Linked DNA regions of Mus musculus: region 1 is linked to region 2. The links are chromatin loops, found by intact Hi-C in ENCODE. Cell type or tissue: heart. All regions are shown on one strand. Links, peaks and the distances in the headings refer to the core of each region. The heading gives the core; the rest is flanking DNA. Region 1 has its middle 92 kb from the start of Ccdc185. Region 2 overlaps Tlr5 (toll-like receptor 5).

Evidence for each region. Hi-C counts contacts between places; a loop is a spot of excess contacts. Peaks named below come from ENCODE experiments on the same cell type or tissue, not always from the same donor. Only the 100,000 strongest peaks of a DNase experiment are listed, where the experiment ranks them.
Region 1: it touches region 2 in a loop (4-fold over the local background); 4 of 42 quality-filtered maps call a loop at or near these places.

Annotation. Positions count from the first base shown.
Region 1 is chr1:182,653,457-182,661,794 of GRCm38, forward strand. No RefSeq gene overlaps it. Among named protein-coding and RNA genes, the nearest start is that of Ccdc185, 92 kb to the right of the region's middle. In heart, for the core only: a CTCF peak has its summit at 4,524 (motif pointing left); no DNase peak of the experiment used is centred there; H3K27ac peaks cover 985 bases.
Region 2 is chr1:182,956,077-182,964,414 of GRCm38, forward strand. The region is part of intron 1 of Tlr5 (toll-like receptor 5); the gene reads left to right. Among named protein-coding and RNA genes, the nearest start is that of Tlr5, 5.5 kb to the left of the region's middle. In heart, for the core only: a CTCF peak has its summit at 4,243 (motif pointing left); DNase peaks (open chromatin) are centred at 2,975, 3,445 and 4,225; H3K4me3 peaks cover 1,823 bases; H3K27ac peaks cover 3,322 bases.

The DNA of each region.
Region 1 (8,338 bases), core at 190-8,189, 300 kb before region 2:
GTCCACACTTCCAAATAGTGCCACTCCCTGGGCCAAGCAAATACAAACCATCACAAAGGGTAATCCATACCCTGTAGGTGAGTGGTGGCCTCTCTTTTTTCAGAGTTCAGGGATCAGCACAATCAAGTTCAGCAAGCTCTTTTCAGTATCCTTAACCAAACCAGTAATGTTAGCATATGCTTGACAGGAAGGTGTGGCTGACGTGGCCAGAGTACCACTAGCTCTTTGGTTCTGATAGCCTTGGGCAGTGAGCCTCAGTCCCTGGGATTCTGGCTCATGTTGGCGGAGGACCTACCTTCTGGAAGTCTGCATCCTGAGCCCAGGGATGAAGAGGAGGTGTAGGGGAAGGGACAGAAAACTCTTTCTCAGGAGAAGCAGAAGTCTAGCTCTCTCAAGCCTGATGAAAATGAAATATTAGGTAACAGAAAGGATTTTTGTCATCTGTAAAATGGGTACCATTGGTGTCTGCTGGCTTGCGTTTCTGTGAACTGGATGGAGGAATATGTGAATATTCAGTCCAGGGTTCAGGATAGACACAGAACACGTACTGTCAGTATATCCCTTCTCGGTATTACAGGTAAAACTCGTACACAGAGAGTCTGGAAATGTGTTCATCCTCTAAAGCCACATTCTCTCTCTGCCTTCTTGACATCAGAAGGCACTTATTCTAGACCACAACGATGACAATGTTCTTTGTTGAGGTAAATGCAGGTGACTTCTGCTTGGCCTTTTGCTCCCTTTCTCACAGCCCAGTGGCAGCAGCCGGTGTTAGGCTGCTAGGGGATTCGGTGGCTGAGTGCTCTGCTTGAGATAAAATGGAAAAGGTTTGGAGCAGGTTCGGTTAGACTTTTAAAAGTTGTGTGAGGAGGGAGACACTTATGTTGAAGCTATTGATTGTGATCACTGTAAATGCAAACAAATTAGATATTTTTTTGTGAGTATTTTTGTGTGTGTGTGTGTGTGTGTGTGTGTTTTTAAAGAAAATTTAAAAGTCAGGACTTGCCTGAACAGCAAGGGCCAGCAGTAGAATCTGAAGCACCAAGTGGGAGGTTTAATCTGGTGTGTGTGTGTGTGTGTGTGTGTGTGTGTGTGTGTATTTATGTGTGTTTTAGTGCTTATGTGTTTGTGTATATGTATGTTTGTGTGTATTAGAGTGTGTTTGTGTATCTTTGTGTGTGTGTGTGTGTGTGTGTGTGTGTGTGTGTGTGTGTTGGGAGATGTTAGAGATGTGTAGGTGCTTCAAGCATCAGTTTGCCCAAGATTTCCCCAAAACTAGCCAAGGAAGAAAGGAACAGGAGGCACTAGGCTTGACACTGCTATACCGAAGGTAAGATGGTAGGTACTAGAATCACATGTGACCCACTTTGACCCCATTCTTCCAGAAAAGGGGACAGTGTGCCAGTGTCACGGGGAATGAGAGAAGTAGAAGGCTTCCTGGTCAGAGGCTTGGTAAGAATGGACATGTATGCTGCTGCCACTCTTGCCTGTATGGGGTTCTACGTGTGGCGATCACTGCAGACAGGGTGGGTGGATGGCCAGCTTCCTCTTGCGGCATGACAGGCCCAACTGGCCAAGAGCACAGGGAGTTGCTACCCTCAATGCCTTTCAGCAGTGGTCCCCAAAGGGAGGGTATCTGGGAAACAGGACAGGAAAGAACTATGCCTGGTGGATGTGACATAGGGACCAGTAGATCTGACTTCCAGCTTTTCTTCTTCTTTTTTTTTTAAATTTAAAAATATTGTTGATGGTAGTTTTAATGATGGTTATGGAAGGAAGAATAGTAGATATGCCTTACCCATGTGCTGCCTTAACCCAGCAGCCTACTTTTTGTTTCTGGGAGTGAATTAAATCATGTAGAAAATTATTTAATTCATCTAAGTTTTTACTTTATTGGTACAAAATTGTCCATTTATCTTCTTATGACACTTATGTGAAGTTCTATTGGGTTTCATTCCCCTTATATTTTATTTATACTTTTCCTTTGCCAAATTGTGCTCTGGTTTCAAAGGTTTGGCCTGTCTGTATTCTCCATCTGTCCCATGTTGGGACAGGCTTGGCTGGTCACCAGAATGGCACTTTATGGTGGCCCTGCTTTCAGCTCAGAGGTCGTACATTTAACTTGTCACACTAAAAGACTGTGTGGTTTTATACAATCATATATTCTACTGAATTTTCCCCATCTAGACTAAAGCTGTCTCAAGACCATTCTATCAAAATGGAAGGCACACACGCGCACGAGTGTATGTGTGTGTGTGTGTGTGTTGGGGCTGCTTTGAGCATCTTTATAAATGACCTCTTTTTGTTTTGCTTTGTGTGATTTTCTTTGTTTGTTTGTTTGAAGTTTTTGATTGTTTTGACTGTATAACCCAGGCTGGCCTTCAACTAGAGATCCTCCTGCCTTGGCCTCTCAAGTGCTGGAAATATAAGTGTGTACCTCATGCCTGGATGCAAATAACATCTAGTTAACTTCAACACTGACATGTAAGGCAAAGGCAGGTTCCTCCTTTAGAAGTCTCTCCAGGTTTGCATATGCTTGGCCCATGAGAGGTGGTACTATTTGGAGGTGTGGCCTTACTGGAGGAGGTGTGGCCTTGATAGAAGTGTGTCACTGTGGAGGTGGGGCTTTGGGGGTCTCATATATATGCTCAAGTTTGACCACTGTGACAGAGCATCCTTCTGGCTGTCTGCAGGATATAGTCTCCTGCTGCCTGTAGATGAAGATGTAGAACTCTCAGCTCCTCCAGCATCATGTTTGCCTGCATGCTGCCATGTTTCCCACCATGATGATAATGAACCTCTGAAACTGTAAGCCAGCCCCAATTAAATGTTTGCCTTTATAAGAGTTGTCTTGGTCATGGTATCTCTTCACAGCAGTAAAGCCCAAACTAAGACAGTAGGTCATCGATGTTGAGGGCTTAACAACCCAAGATAAGTTTCGCCTCCTCACTTTCACAGTGTTTAAAGGTAGCTGCCAAGAGAATCGAAGTCACCGTAGATGCTCCACAGGAGGGTTGTTTGAGTATTCTAGGTGGATTTGACTGCTGGTGGCTTTCAGAACACATCCATCCATCTCTTGCTATCTGCATCTGGTGATGGCAGAAAATGAGGAGCAGCAGAGTCTTGGCTGACTTTTAATTCTCAGCCTGAGGCAGGCATCCCATTCTCAAGGGCTTTTGTTTCCCGGCAGGGAGACGAGACGTGTGTAGCGATGGACTTTGCCCCTGCCATTCACATACATGCCATTCTCTTATGTGTGGGGTTATTTGTGTAGTGCTTCCCAAATGCCAAATGACTGCTGAGGGGATGACATCATCTTCACATCAAACTCCGAGGATACGGAGGCAAAATACTGCTCACCGAGGTCCCACGGGACAAGAAGGAATTCAAGCTGCCACCCCAGGGCTGCCCACAGGCTCTGGATATCTCTATTTGTGCTTGAAGTTTGCTTCCTTTGCAGGACACATTTCCAATTCAAAGAGAAGATTTTCATAAATTTTGCAGAATGACCATAGAGGTACCAGTACACGGAGGGGACTCAAGAGTCCTGGACGGAAGGATTCTTCCCTATGGACAATGAATTTCCCAAGGACAGTCTTTCAGAAGGGTCTGTGTGGGTTACTGTGTTCCTTATTCACCTACCTTTTGTCTTTGGAAGTGCTATGAATTAAACCCAGGCTCTCACATATGCTGGGAGTGTGCTTTACCACTGAGCCCCACTCGCTGTTCTACTTGGAACTAAAGAGAAATTGAACAGTGTCTTTGGAGTTATGGTGTGGCTTGTTCAGATACTTCTTAGGGAGGTAGAGATGGCAGCCGTTGTCCTCCAAGTCCAGAACTGATCACATAATGATGGAACCTGGAAGCAGTCACACAGCCTCTTCAGGCCAGGCCCAGTGTGTGATTAGAAAGAAGAGTCCCAGACTTGGCTGTAGTTACTACCATCTTCTCAAGCCAGGGCCTCTTTGTGGGGTCAAAGAATGGATAGTTCCAAGAGAGAAGGTTGGAGAAACTGGGTGGAATGGAACAGCTGTGGGTCTCCAAAGGGCTCCATACAACACCATACCCCATATTCCAGACCTTGGCCAATGGCATTCTCTGAAGGTCAGGATTCATTGCTGGCCACCCCTGCCTAGCTCTTCATCCTGAGCTGCATTTATATTAGGGAAAGAAAAGAGAGCAGGCATTCCCAGTTCCTTGCTGCCCCAGGAACATATGTAAGTGGGGCAGACACAGAGACTTCCTGTTCCAGGAAGTACCACACACCTCTTCTCATCTGATGCTCACAGCAGCCCTGTGCAGTCAGCAAGATTAATTCCATTTTACAGGTGAAGAGGCTGGCATTCCAATGCTTACCAACCTGCCTAAGATTATGTAGCTAATTAGGAGTGAAAACCCGGCTCATTCGCATCTCCAATGAGCCACAGACTGTGCATGTCTCTCTGCCGCTTTGGTTTCTGTGGGTTTAAAGCAACTATCATTTTAATCCCTTCAGCTCAAATGGTCTGCTGCCCTCTAGGGGTGACTCTTCCTCGGGCATTTACCCCGGAGTCTGCAGGGCAAGAATTCCTTTTTGATCTCCTTGTTTGATGAAGTCCCTGGTGAAGTCTCAACTTCTCTCTGGCTTCTTGGAAGATGGTGGAAGTACACGGGAAGAATGTTTGCCAAAGGCCATGAGGCCCCTCAGTTAAATCAGATTTTTAACCACTGCAAGTTGGAGAGACTGAGCTGTTTTAGTGAGCCCCTACTGACATCCTGAGCGGCAAGGCAATGTCCCTTGTCTTTGTGTCTCTGTGGGGGAGAAGGCCCTCTGACTTTGCCTCTGAACTACTGTCCTCTTCTCTTGAAAGCCATTTGGATTTTGCTTTTCTGAAGGAAGGGCCTGTGTGAAGCACGTGTTTTAACTTCGGAGTGTTCCCCGCCATGTCCCAGCAATGCCACCAAAGCCCTTCTATTTCCAGATCTGTGGTCAAGGCTCCCATCTCTGCAGGGTCAACTTTGATGTGTCCACAGCTCTTCTGCAGATTTCTGAGCTTCTCCTGCCTGGGCTAGTCAGTCCTTGAATGGCTTGAGAACAAGAGCATGGCAGACCTGGAAATTCTCCTGGTTCAGCATCACCAGCTATCCGGGCTGGTTCTTGGTCTAAGACTTCCACACTAAAGTCAGACACACTCCACAGGAAACTGAGGCAAGGCCGAATCAGCACCAGCCCCTGCTGGTACTCGGATGCCTTATTTCTTAGCTTTTCATTTGCTAAATCCCCACTGTGTACAGAGCAGGCTGCTGGAAGGAGCAGTTGCCTGTGATGGGAGACATACCGCTGAATCTAGATTCTCTCTCAATCTCCTTCCAGTTTGGTTGAGTGTGTGTGTGTGTGTGTGTGTGTGTGTGTGTGTGTGTGTGTGTGTGTGTGGTAGCCTAACACAGCAGCAGACTTCCTTGCAACTGAATGCACTTGTGATCCAGTCTTGAATAACGAACGAACAAGGAGAGCCTTCTATGGACCTTCAGGGAAAGATTGTCTGGCAAGACGAGTTGTCTTTCCTTCTGACAGGATTATGACGGGCCTAGGGGTTGGAACCCATCTTCCACTCTGTGGGATCCAGGCTGACACTGCAGATAGCAAGGAGCAGAAAGCAACTGGCCCTTGGTGACTTCATCACATGGAATTAAGCAAGCTGAGCGCTTCCAGTCTGCAGACTTCTCGATGAGACAGGGGATCAATATCTCTATTGTTCAAGGCTACTCAGTTGGGATATCGCATACTAAGAGAAAAGGAATGCATGCAGGTAGCAGACTCTTTCAGGGAGATTAGCATCCGAAGAAGACAGGAAATGCTCCTGTCAGGCCCTGAAGAGAATTCACCAAGCAACAGCATACCTGTGATTTACAGCTCAGTCTTATTGTACAAGAAGAGACTCCCATAGAACAGTGTGTAAGGCAAATTACAGTTCTCTGGAGCTTTCCTCAAATATTTCTGAGGTAGTCTCCTGGCATTCATAACTGGTGTTCAACTAACGATTGTTCCTAACACGTTGGAATTTCTGTTTTGACAAGTGGTAAGTGGTAAATATCTAGAGATTTCTACCATTAACTTAGTGTGTGAGCCAGGTATCTTTTAACCACATGAATATTTATCTATTCATTGGATTGTTCTAGTAATTTAAGATTTGGTAAATAGAACTTTTTTTTTAAAGATTTATTTATTTATTACATGTAAGTACACTGTAGCTATATTCAGACACTCCAGAAGAGGGCATCAGATCTCGTTACAGATGGTTGTGAGACACCATGTGGTTGCTGGGATTTGAACTCTGGACCTTCGGAAGAGCAGTCGGGTGCTCTTACCCACTGAGCCATCTCACCAGCCCGGTAAATAGGACTTTTGAATCCTTTTGCCTGTGGTCCTGCCTGAATATCAGGGTCTTCAATCACCTCTATTATTCTCAAAGACAAACTTGGGGGCAGAACTCGGATTCTCTCATCCCTTCGTCATCCCAGGTATTTGCTGTTGCCCTGGTTATCATAGATCTAATGCAATATAAACAGGTATTTGGGGCTTGCGTTAGTATTTTTCGGTTGTGATAAAATGTTGTGACCAAGGGGACTCACGGGAGAAAGAATTTATTTTGGATTATGGTTCCAGAGGACTAAGGACCATCATGGGGGAAGGCATGGCAGCAAACAGTAGATATGGCAGTCACAGCAGGAATCTGAGGACCTAAAGATCACTCCCAGTGATGTACTTCCGCTGGCAATGCCACCCACCCAAAGCTTCCCAAACAGGGCTAACCAAGAGTTCAAATACTGAAGCCTAGGGAATAACAGTTCTCATTCAGACCACCCCAGGCTGAAACTCATATAGAAGTTTGTGCTACTCTGAGGAAAAGGACCATGTGCAGAATTTACCACACAGTGCCTCCAAACCTAGCCTCACGTCCCAAACCCTCCTCTCTAGTAGGCATGTGGTAGTTGAAGATTAGAAAGTGGAATTTTGAGAACTGACCCTCACGGTGCATCTGTGGATTGGCGCATGACATCTGTTCTCTCTTCTCAGGAAGCGTAGAATCTGCTTCTGACCCTCTTGTTTACAGAGCTCTGACTACTATGGTTCACCCCTGGCGATAAGATATCCTGGAACTAAGTTTGGAAGCCACAGTGCAGATTAACTCCTTCTTTTCCCCTCATCGTGGTAACAGCAGGGAAGCTCTGGCTAACATGGAGTTTTCCACAGAATTCTGTTCTCTGGCCAGTGTCATCTCTGGGCAACCCAAGCTCAGGACACGAAGGCTTACAACTGCCTATGGTGAGGCAGTGGCAGGGCTCTGTGATCTTTGATACCATTACTATGAAATAAGCATGAACCTCTGGGGTAGGCAAGGGCTGTCAGACTGGACTATTATCCTCTGGCCTGTCTAAGAATCGGTCCAGCATCTGTTGCCTAAGTGAGCATGTCAACTGCAAACCTACAGGGACAGAGGCTCTGATATCCTCTCTCCAGCTTTAGCTGGGGGTTTAGAAAGGTCTCAGAATCCCAGTTGTTGGGTTCTAGAAGCTTCTAGAAGGCCTTGCACTGATAGCTATTACGGTCACGGCTGTGATTTACTGTGGAAACAGATTAAAATCAGTCCGGGAATTATAGCATGGAGCTCCGGTCTCCTCACCCAAGCTCAGGACACAGATGTTTTCTGGCATCGGTGTGGTAATACGCACAGGGCTGGCCAAAAGCATTCCTTCCATTATCTTTTCTGATTAAAATAACAAAGACTTCTGGTTTCCTGTTTGAACCGTACCCGATACAGAGCAAGGAGGTTGATCCTCTGCCATCCCACTTCCAGACAGAAGGTGTGAAATAGACCATAATCAAAGGTCATATGGCACCATGTACTAAAGGCAGTGGGGCACACCAGACAAGGTCCTGAAACATAGGTTCTGACAAACTGATTAGTCAGGTCTCTAGAGTGACAGAACTTGTAGAATGAATCGGAATCTCTTTATAGAGATTATATATATATGGGATTATATATATGGAAATATATATGAAATATCTCATATAGTCATATATATCACATATATACATGATTTATTACATACATATCATATATATATGTGTGTGTGTGTGTGAATATATATATATATATATATATATATATATATATATATATATATATGATTTATTAGAATGACTTACCGGCTGTGGTCCAGCTAACCCAACAATGGTTGCCTGTAAACATAAGGCCCAAGAATCCAGTAGCTGTTCAGTCCGCGAGGCTGGATGTCTCAGCTGGTCTTTCATATACACTAGAATCTCAGAGAAGTAGGCTCTTTGAGAGCAACTTTC
Region 2 (8,338 bases), core at 181-8,180:
CTTGATGGACATCCTGGAAGACACTTCCATCCTAATTGATGGCCCAGGTTCACTCTCTTCTATCCTTTGCTGCTCAAACCTTTCTGATTCCACTGTGTGACTGCAAAGCTAATCTCGTCGGGTCTTAGCTTTGTCTGAGGAGGAAAGCCCTCTCCTGGGGCGATGTCTCTAACACAAAGGGTTCTTGGATAACTCCTGGTGGCGGCTTCTTCAGCTTTGTAGCTCTGCTGAGGATTGGAAGCAGTTATTGTGTCTGCCCTCCCTTGCTTTTAGTCCTATGGAGCAAGAGTTCCTGCCCTGCCAAATTCCTGTCCCCTGACGTGTTTGCTTCTTCTTCAGTTTGTGGAAAAGAATGTGGTGACAGACCTTCCAGGCGTTGGGGCCTCCCCGCCCTGGTACCATAGTTTTCTGAGCTGTGAGCCACAGCCTATGATGTCCTCAGCTCTGTGGGACAAAGACAAGGTTGGAGCATGGCTCCCACGGTTCTGAACTGTCCAGGTGTAGCTGGGAAGATAAAACCCCACACCTGTGAGACAATTAGAACGAAGTCAAGGCAAAACCATATAGCGGTGTCTGATAACTCCAAGAGGTAGGGTGTGGGGGGCTGGAAAAGGCAGAGTACACTCGAAAAAGCTGAGTGTTCAGAAGCTCAACTTAGAAAGCACAGTCAAGGATCAGCCAGGCAGAAGGCTAGCCTGGAGCTCGGGGCAAGCAGGCACTCCTGCTGACCACATGCCCTCCTCCCTGTACAGCTCCTGTTACATATCCTCTGTGTGTGTGTGTGTGTGTGTGTGTGTGTGTGTATCTCCATGCAGTATCTCTCCACCCACAACACTGGCTTCTCTCATTGTTTTGACTGTGCCTCATTTTTCTCTTTGTGCTTTCTCTCTTCTGCTCAGAAAATCTAATTCTTTTAGAGACTCGGTGTATTCCAGACTATCCTGCAATTCTATGTATCCCAGGCCGGCCTTAACGTCCTCATGCTGCTATCCCAGTCTCCCAAGAGCTGGGATTATAGGTAGGCATGTACATAAGGGCAGGTGCCCACAGAGGCCAGAAGAGGCCATCAGATCCCCTGAACTTGGAGTCATGGGTCGCTGTGAGCTGCCAGAAGTGAATGTCAGGAGGTCACCTGGGTTGTCTGCAGCAATAACCGCTCTTAACTGCTGAGCCATCTCTCACTGGCCCTGAACTTTACCTTACAACGGCGAGGCGCTTTCCCTTTTACACCAGTTACTAGCACTGGTAATCCTGGGGAACGCGTAAGCAGGCACTCAGAGTCGCTTAGGACTGTCACTGTCCTAAGGCCTGAGAGTGGTGAATGGTGAGCCAGGATTCACACTCAGCGTGCCTGGCTAGAGATTCATATACTTAAAACCCCTTTGTTGTGACACTCCAGACAAGTGAGCTGGCCCCTCGCTGTAGGCTCATGTTCACATCCCTGACACCGTCATCCAGTGTCACCAGACCAGTTCTCTAGCTGGACTCATTTCAATGTGGTTTAGACACTCTCATAGTCAATGAGTAACTCAGAGGCCAATAAATACATGTGAGAGATACTGCAGGAGGCCCAGGCGCCTGAGCTGTGTCCCCTCTCATGTCCCCTTCATACCCACCCTGATTTAGAGAAAGGAACACCCAGAAGGGTTTGATGGTATCTCCGCACACGTGTAATAGAGGTGGCACCTAAAGCCACCACTGGTCCTGAGCTGCTGCCAGCACAGCTTTCTCAGAGGTATGACCCATCTCCATAGTGACAAAGCCACCTTTCCTTTCCTTTCTTGACCTGTAAAGCAAAAGAGAGTGTGAATCTCTCACATGGACATGCTCAGATGTGCAAGATTGCCACAACTCTCCTTTATTCTCCAGAAATCAGCTTACTGTGTGCTTGAGCTCTGGATCTTACCGGGCTGGGATTCACAGCAAACACCCCAGGATCGTCACAATTTCCAGATTTTATGCACTGCCAAGTCCTCGGGGACAAGGATAATCGGTATGTCCTGCTCAGTCATCTGATCACTCCGGTTACCCCTACGGGAGAGCCCTTAGGCTCGGTCTCCCTGACAGCCCCTTTCTGTTCTAGTGGCTTTAGCACTCTGCTACTTCATGGTACAAAACTAAAGTTCCTAGGTCCAAACCAAAGCCTCTCTTCTTCGGCCCTCTCTCTGTATCTACTGCCAAGCTGTCTTCTCCCTGAATTTCTCAACAAAGAGTCCGTGTCCTCACCTTAGAGGCCCTTCTTCGGAGCTGCAAGCTACTTCTGGGTATGGTTCTGTCACATGCCAGAGGGCAGTGGCTGGAGAAACTGTGTGAGAGGTGGTGTGGTGAGGCAAGGTGGAGATAGGAGGAAGGGAACAGCGAGTATTCTGGCCTCCTGTTACCAACCTACACGCTCTGAGAGTAAGTGTTGCTTAAAGCCAGGATCCATCCGTGTGACCCCAGTTCCATCACCAAGGACATTATTTTCCGCTGTTTTTAAGATCCCCTGCAACCAGCTTTCACGTGGAGATGGATATTCTGCTTGGAGAGGATCAGCTGTGGTCGGGGTGCTATCAGGTTCCCTTGGGTAACTTTAGAGTTTGCAGGCATGGGGACACACTTTCAGTTCAAGGTTGCCACTTGTACAGACGGAGCGACAGTTTGAACACACACCTTAACACCACTGTCAGCCCTGGATGGCTGTGTCCTGAATTGCAGAAACTGAGGACAAGAAAACCAAAACTTGTCCAGAATGCCCAGTTAGCAGCAGCAGGGGGATTCAAACACAGCACTGCTGGCTGTGACCTCACATACCATGGAGGTAATTGTCACCAGCAGACAAGAGCCTAGTCACTCGTACTGACTCTCTGAACCCAGTTTAGAATGGGACACACACACACCTCCATTGCCCTGCCCAGCAAACTCCACATGCATAAACCTCCCAGGGGGTGGGAGGGGTGGGGACTACGGGCTTCTGATTGGGTCCCTTCACCCAGCCCTTGCCTGTCTTCCAATGAAATCAGGGTTAGGGTCTTTCCTCCTCTGCACCTGGATTCTTGGGCCTGTCTTCTCCCAACTTTGGGGCTCAGCGTGGACCAGGAGTGTCTGTGCCAACCACAGAGCTAACTTGGTGTTATGGGCCTAAGAAGCTATCTCTATTTCAAATAGAGACTACAGATCCTCGCAGGGCTTAGTAGGGTTTCTGTTCCCTGTTCACACAGACCCCAATCCCAGTGGCTTCCAATTTACATCACTCTACAAAGGACTTCTGCTGCTCTTAGCAAATCGATTGCCTGTGTCATTACTTGCTTCAAGGCTTCCTTGGACTTCCCAGTTCGCTCTGCTCCAGCTCCCCGCCTCCCCCTCCCCCACACCCCCCTATCCCCGACCTGGCTGCTGCCCAGCTCTCCTGGCAGTTTACTTTGTCCGCCGCCGATACTCAAGGTTTAGCTGAGCTGCATTCCGGGAGGCTGTCAGAGCCTGCGGTGTTAATTTTCTAATTGAGAGCACCGTAGCCTAAACCTGGCGACAGACAGATCGGAGTGTTCGACTGCTCTGTGAGCTCCCTGTCCCCGAGGGATTTAAGTGCGCCTCGCCAGCCGCTAGTTTTGCATAATCATCCAGTTGAGATTATTTTATTTTGATCAGCTGTTGTAAAAAGTGCTCTAATGAGTCTATAATAAGCAGTCAGGAGGAGACCATTCGGAGCCTAAACCATTGGGATGCTGATACTGTTTTTACAGAGTATCGTTTTGTTTGTTGTTTGGGGGTGCCAGGGACCATTGCCTACAGGGCTCATTGTTATGTTATTTCTCATGGATGGTAAAGGAAATACCCTCCCATTCGAGAACCTGTTCCTTCTCTCTGCTTTCCCCTTCAGTGGCTTCTAAGGGTGTGCCTTGCTGGTGAGGCGTTGGTACATGAATGTTGGCTGTCTACTTAAGTAAGCAAAGCAAAGCTGGAGGATTACACACAGGTTTGGGTCCCAGTGCGGCTGGAGTACGGAAGTGGAAACGATTATCCATGCTATTTTATAGATGATTAAACTGAAACTCAAAGAACTCCAGCGCTTACCCAAGCTCACGCACCTGTTAAATGTGGAACTAGGATCGAATTGAGCCACTAGTTTGGTCGTCATCTAAATTTGGAAACGCACCCCATTAGGCAGGCAATCGGTGCTTCCCAGCGGAGCCCAGTCTAGCTTTCCTGCGAATGGCGGAGGACTCCTCCTCTGGTCTCTGCCCAGCGTGCGCCCCCTGCTGGTGACCAGGAGGACACCAGCAGGACCTGAGAAACTCGATCCCAAGCTCTCTGGCTTCCTTAGCTCAGATTAAACCATGGGGGCTCTTCCAGCTCTCCCTCGCGAGAAATCTCCAGCGAGAGGTGAGAGGATTTGGAGTGAATGCATTAGTATGGCCATAAGGCATTCACGGGAGAACGAGTTTGTGCCTCACAACCATGAGTATAAAAGCAGGAGTTGTGCCCATTAGAACGTGGTCAGCGGGTCAGCCCCATCACCTGGGTGCATGCTAGAAATGCAGTGGGGGAAAGCACTCACTGCCCGAGTGTGAGGACCTGAGTTCAAAACCCAGAACCTGTAACGCACAATCAGCAATCTCATTGAGATGGAAGAGACACGAGACTCCTCTGAAACGTGGGCGCCAGCTATCTCGGGGTCCAGAGTGGCAAACAGTGAAGACTCTCTGTCTCAAATAAGGTAGAAGAGGAATGGAATGATACCTGAAGTGACCCTCCGGCTTCCACGTGAAGCACGCACACATAGACAATTATTCTTAGTTGTTAAAAGCTCGTGCTGTCGGGTTTCCCCAAATGAGATGGATCAGCACCCCCAGTTCCAGGGAGTCCCCTGTGCACAGCATCCTTTGAGGCTCTGCATATGTCCGCCAGAATTTTAAGATCTGGTTGTATTTAAAGATCACAATGGCAACCTGACAGCTGTGCTTGCAGGTGGATTCAAGTTCCTGCTCTACAATTTACCAAGTATGAGATCTTACTCAAAGGCCCGACCTCACTAGGGACCTGTTTAATCATCTTCAAGATGATCTGATGCTAACCAAGTCAGTTCTTCAACCTTGAAGCCACTCCCTTGCATATTTGTGGCCCGTACTTTACACCCAGGCTCCTAACCCTGCCTTCATCATTCACTTAGCCCTGCGGCTTAGGAATGCCAAACCCTGTGGGGGTCTTCCCTTACTCCTTCCGTTCCCCACCCCACTCAACCCCACCCTGAGAAACTCACAAGGCCCTGAGTCAGCAAATTCTTGGTTCCTTGGAGTACAGAGACAGGGTAATTGTCTTGTCTAGGACCGGAATCTCAGAAACTCAATGTTCACAGGCAGGTGATGAAAAAGACTTCCAGGTCCCAGGGGGAGCATCCTCACCAGCAGAGTGATTTTATTTTCCTCTCTGGTACTGCAAAACAGAAAGGTTGCTCATCTGACTGAATGACTTAGACACCACCTTCTGCAGCGGAGGCTGGACCAGACGTTTCTCAGTCTCTTCAGCCCTCAAGTCTTACAGGTCTTGGTTTAGAAAAGCGTTTCAAACGTTTCAAACGTTTTGCTTCCAGGGAACATTCCATTTGGGGGTGGGGGGGTGGATGGGGAACACACACCTCTAATCCCAGCACCTAAGAGACAGAAAGACTTGGAGTTCAAAGCCAGCCTGGGCTGTACAGTGACACTCTGTCTCAGAAAGCCAAACATCAAGATGAATAGGATAGAGTATACTGACAGCTCCAGGATGAAATGCCACAGGGAAACTCGTTGCTTTTGTGTGCTAACTTTTCAGTTTTAATTTTTTAAAGCGCCAAAACACAGGAAGTCAAACAGGGAAGTAAAAATCATACGTCGTGGAAAACGACCAAGAGGAAAAGTGACACACACCCAGCAAGACGAACCTGTGTGCGATGGTTTCTGTTTATTCAGAAAGCAAGTGCTGATTCATTTTTTTAAAAAATGCCACCATGGCTGTGACGAGATTCCAGTGGTCACAGAAGTCCTTGGACAATGGTGGTCCACTGGTCCTAAAATGAACACTTCTTAGGTGCCTCTGGTGTTAGTATGGGAAGGCGGGTGCTCCTAGTGCAGCTCTGGCTTCAAACACTAAGGAGAAGGAATATTGCGGGGGCCTTAGAGTTGTGCTTGGAACGGTGAGGCATCAAGTATGAATAAAACCCGCTCCTTGCTGCAAGACTTCAGTCTAACAGGGAAGGCATGATATAATGAAAGGCTGCCATGAAGATGGAGCGAGCAGGTAAGGAAGAGGGGGGAGGGGTGAACGTGGCTGGAGGGAGGTGAGGACTGTTGGGGACAGCCTTTGAGGGAGGGTGGGATGGGGTAAGCCAAGGAAGCATATGTATGTGATATGTATATATGATATATATACATATATGAATGTATATATGATATATGTACATATATGAATGTACATATATCATATATACATACATACATATATGTGAATGTGTGTATACATATATACACATATATACACAAATATGTATATGTGTATATATGCACATAAACACACACACACATATATATATATGCTCAGAGCTTGGATAACCAGGCTAGGCAGAGAAACGAAGGATAAGGATGAGGGAAGGCCAGATTCTAAACATGGTAGTAAAGTCAGAAGGCAGGGCAGAGACAGTAGATAGTGTGGCGATTATTAAATTGGGATGGTTGCCTGCATTGAGTTTTTCCTCTATAAAATGACAGTTCAATCTGAAAGGTCCCCTCTAGGTAACTGTTCTAGAATGGGTTGTAATCTAAGATGGGGACCCTAGAGCCACCCTGCAGAGTTCTGGTTTGTTGGCCCGAGGACTCACTGAGGACTTTTCTAGTCAGAGCTGTCTCCCGGGAAGCTCCCTCCAGTCACCCAGTGAAGGATGCGTGCGTTGGGGTCACACACTGTCAGAGCAACAAGATAACTGAGCTAACTAATAAGGGGGGAGGTTGGAAGCAACCCGCCAAGTGACTATGGATTAAAGGGGCACACAGAAGAGGAAAATGCCCATCCCATAATACAAAGAAGCAGAGAGAGAAATAAGAGGGCCTGAGTCTCACTATCCACTTCAAGGGCACAACTACAGTACCTTAGCCTACTTCATTCCACCCCTCCCGGAAGCACCTGAAGCTGGTGACTAAGACTCAACACACGGGCCTTTGGGAATATTTAAAATCTGAAACACAGCTCGGTGGGAGATAGGCAGGGTGATCACTTTAGCCATCCTGATCAGAGGCAGAGAACTGAAGCAGGCAGCACTGGGACTACACAGTTAAATTGCCAAAGCAAAGATCTCAGCTGCGTTGATGCCGGGATCTTAGGGAATCTGTGATGACCTCATCCACTCCGTAAGACATGGAGGAGAGACCAAGGGGAAATTAAGGCTGCTCTGAACAAGCTGAGAAAAGTCTTTCCAAGGGACCCAGAGAAGCTCATAGATCCCCCAGGCGGTGGGCAGCCATCCCTGCAGGGCCAGGAAGAGAGAGGCAGGCCTGAGAGCAGGATGTGGATGAATTCATCCAGCCAGCAAATATTTACCACAAGTCAGAGAGAACAAAGCACAGCTGGCATCGGGAATTGAAATTCTAATTTGCAGAAAGGGGTACAGGTGAGCTCTGAAATACAAACCAGGGAGCCCCATGGCCATTCGCTCATGAGTACATTTGTAGCAGAGATTTAGTAAATGGCCTGTGGCTCCGAGGTAAGGTAGGGAATTCCAGCCTGTGGGGAGTTCTGATCTCCCAGCACCACCCAGACTGGGAATTCAGGGAGACGGAGATGGTTCCTCATGGCGTCCCCACCTCCCACCCATGGCACATGGAACAAAAGACTGCAGATCAGTGGGGAAGTTCTTGCTAGGCAGGACGCAACAGACATGCTTTGTGTTGAGGAATCATAAAGATTTGGAGAGGCAAGCAGACCCTGGTGAGAACTGTGAACACCAGAAAAGAATCAGCCAGTCTCTGAGTCCACAGCATCCCTGGAAACCTAACGTGCTGAGCTGGAGTCTTCCTGTTTCTTTTAGAAATGGGAACAAGGGAAAGCTGGCTGCTGTGTGGGGTGACTCCTGAGCTGTGGGAGAAACGAGGGGCTTTGAAGACAGCCTGCTGAAGGCACACGGATACCAGCATGCACGGTGTGTGGGCATACAGAAGGCAGCTGGTGGGGCAGAGGGCTGACAGTACCAGGGCTGAGATGGTTTGTGGGGAGAGGAGAAGTGCCAGTTGCCAGGATGCAGAGAATCAACAGGAGCCAGGGGCAATAAACCTCCAAGGACCCACACCCAGCGACTCTATTCTTCCAACTAGGTCTCACCTCCCAACGCTTC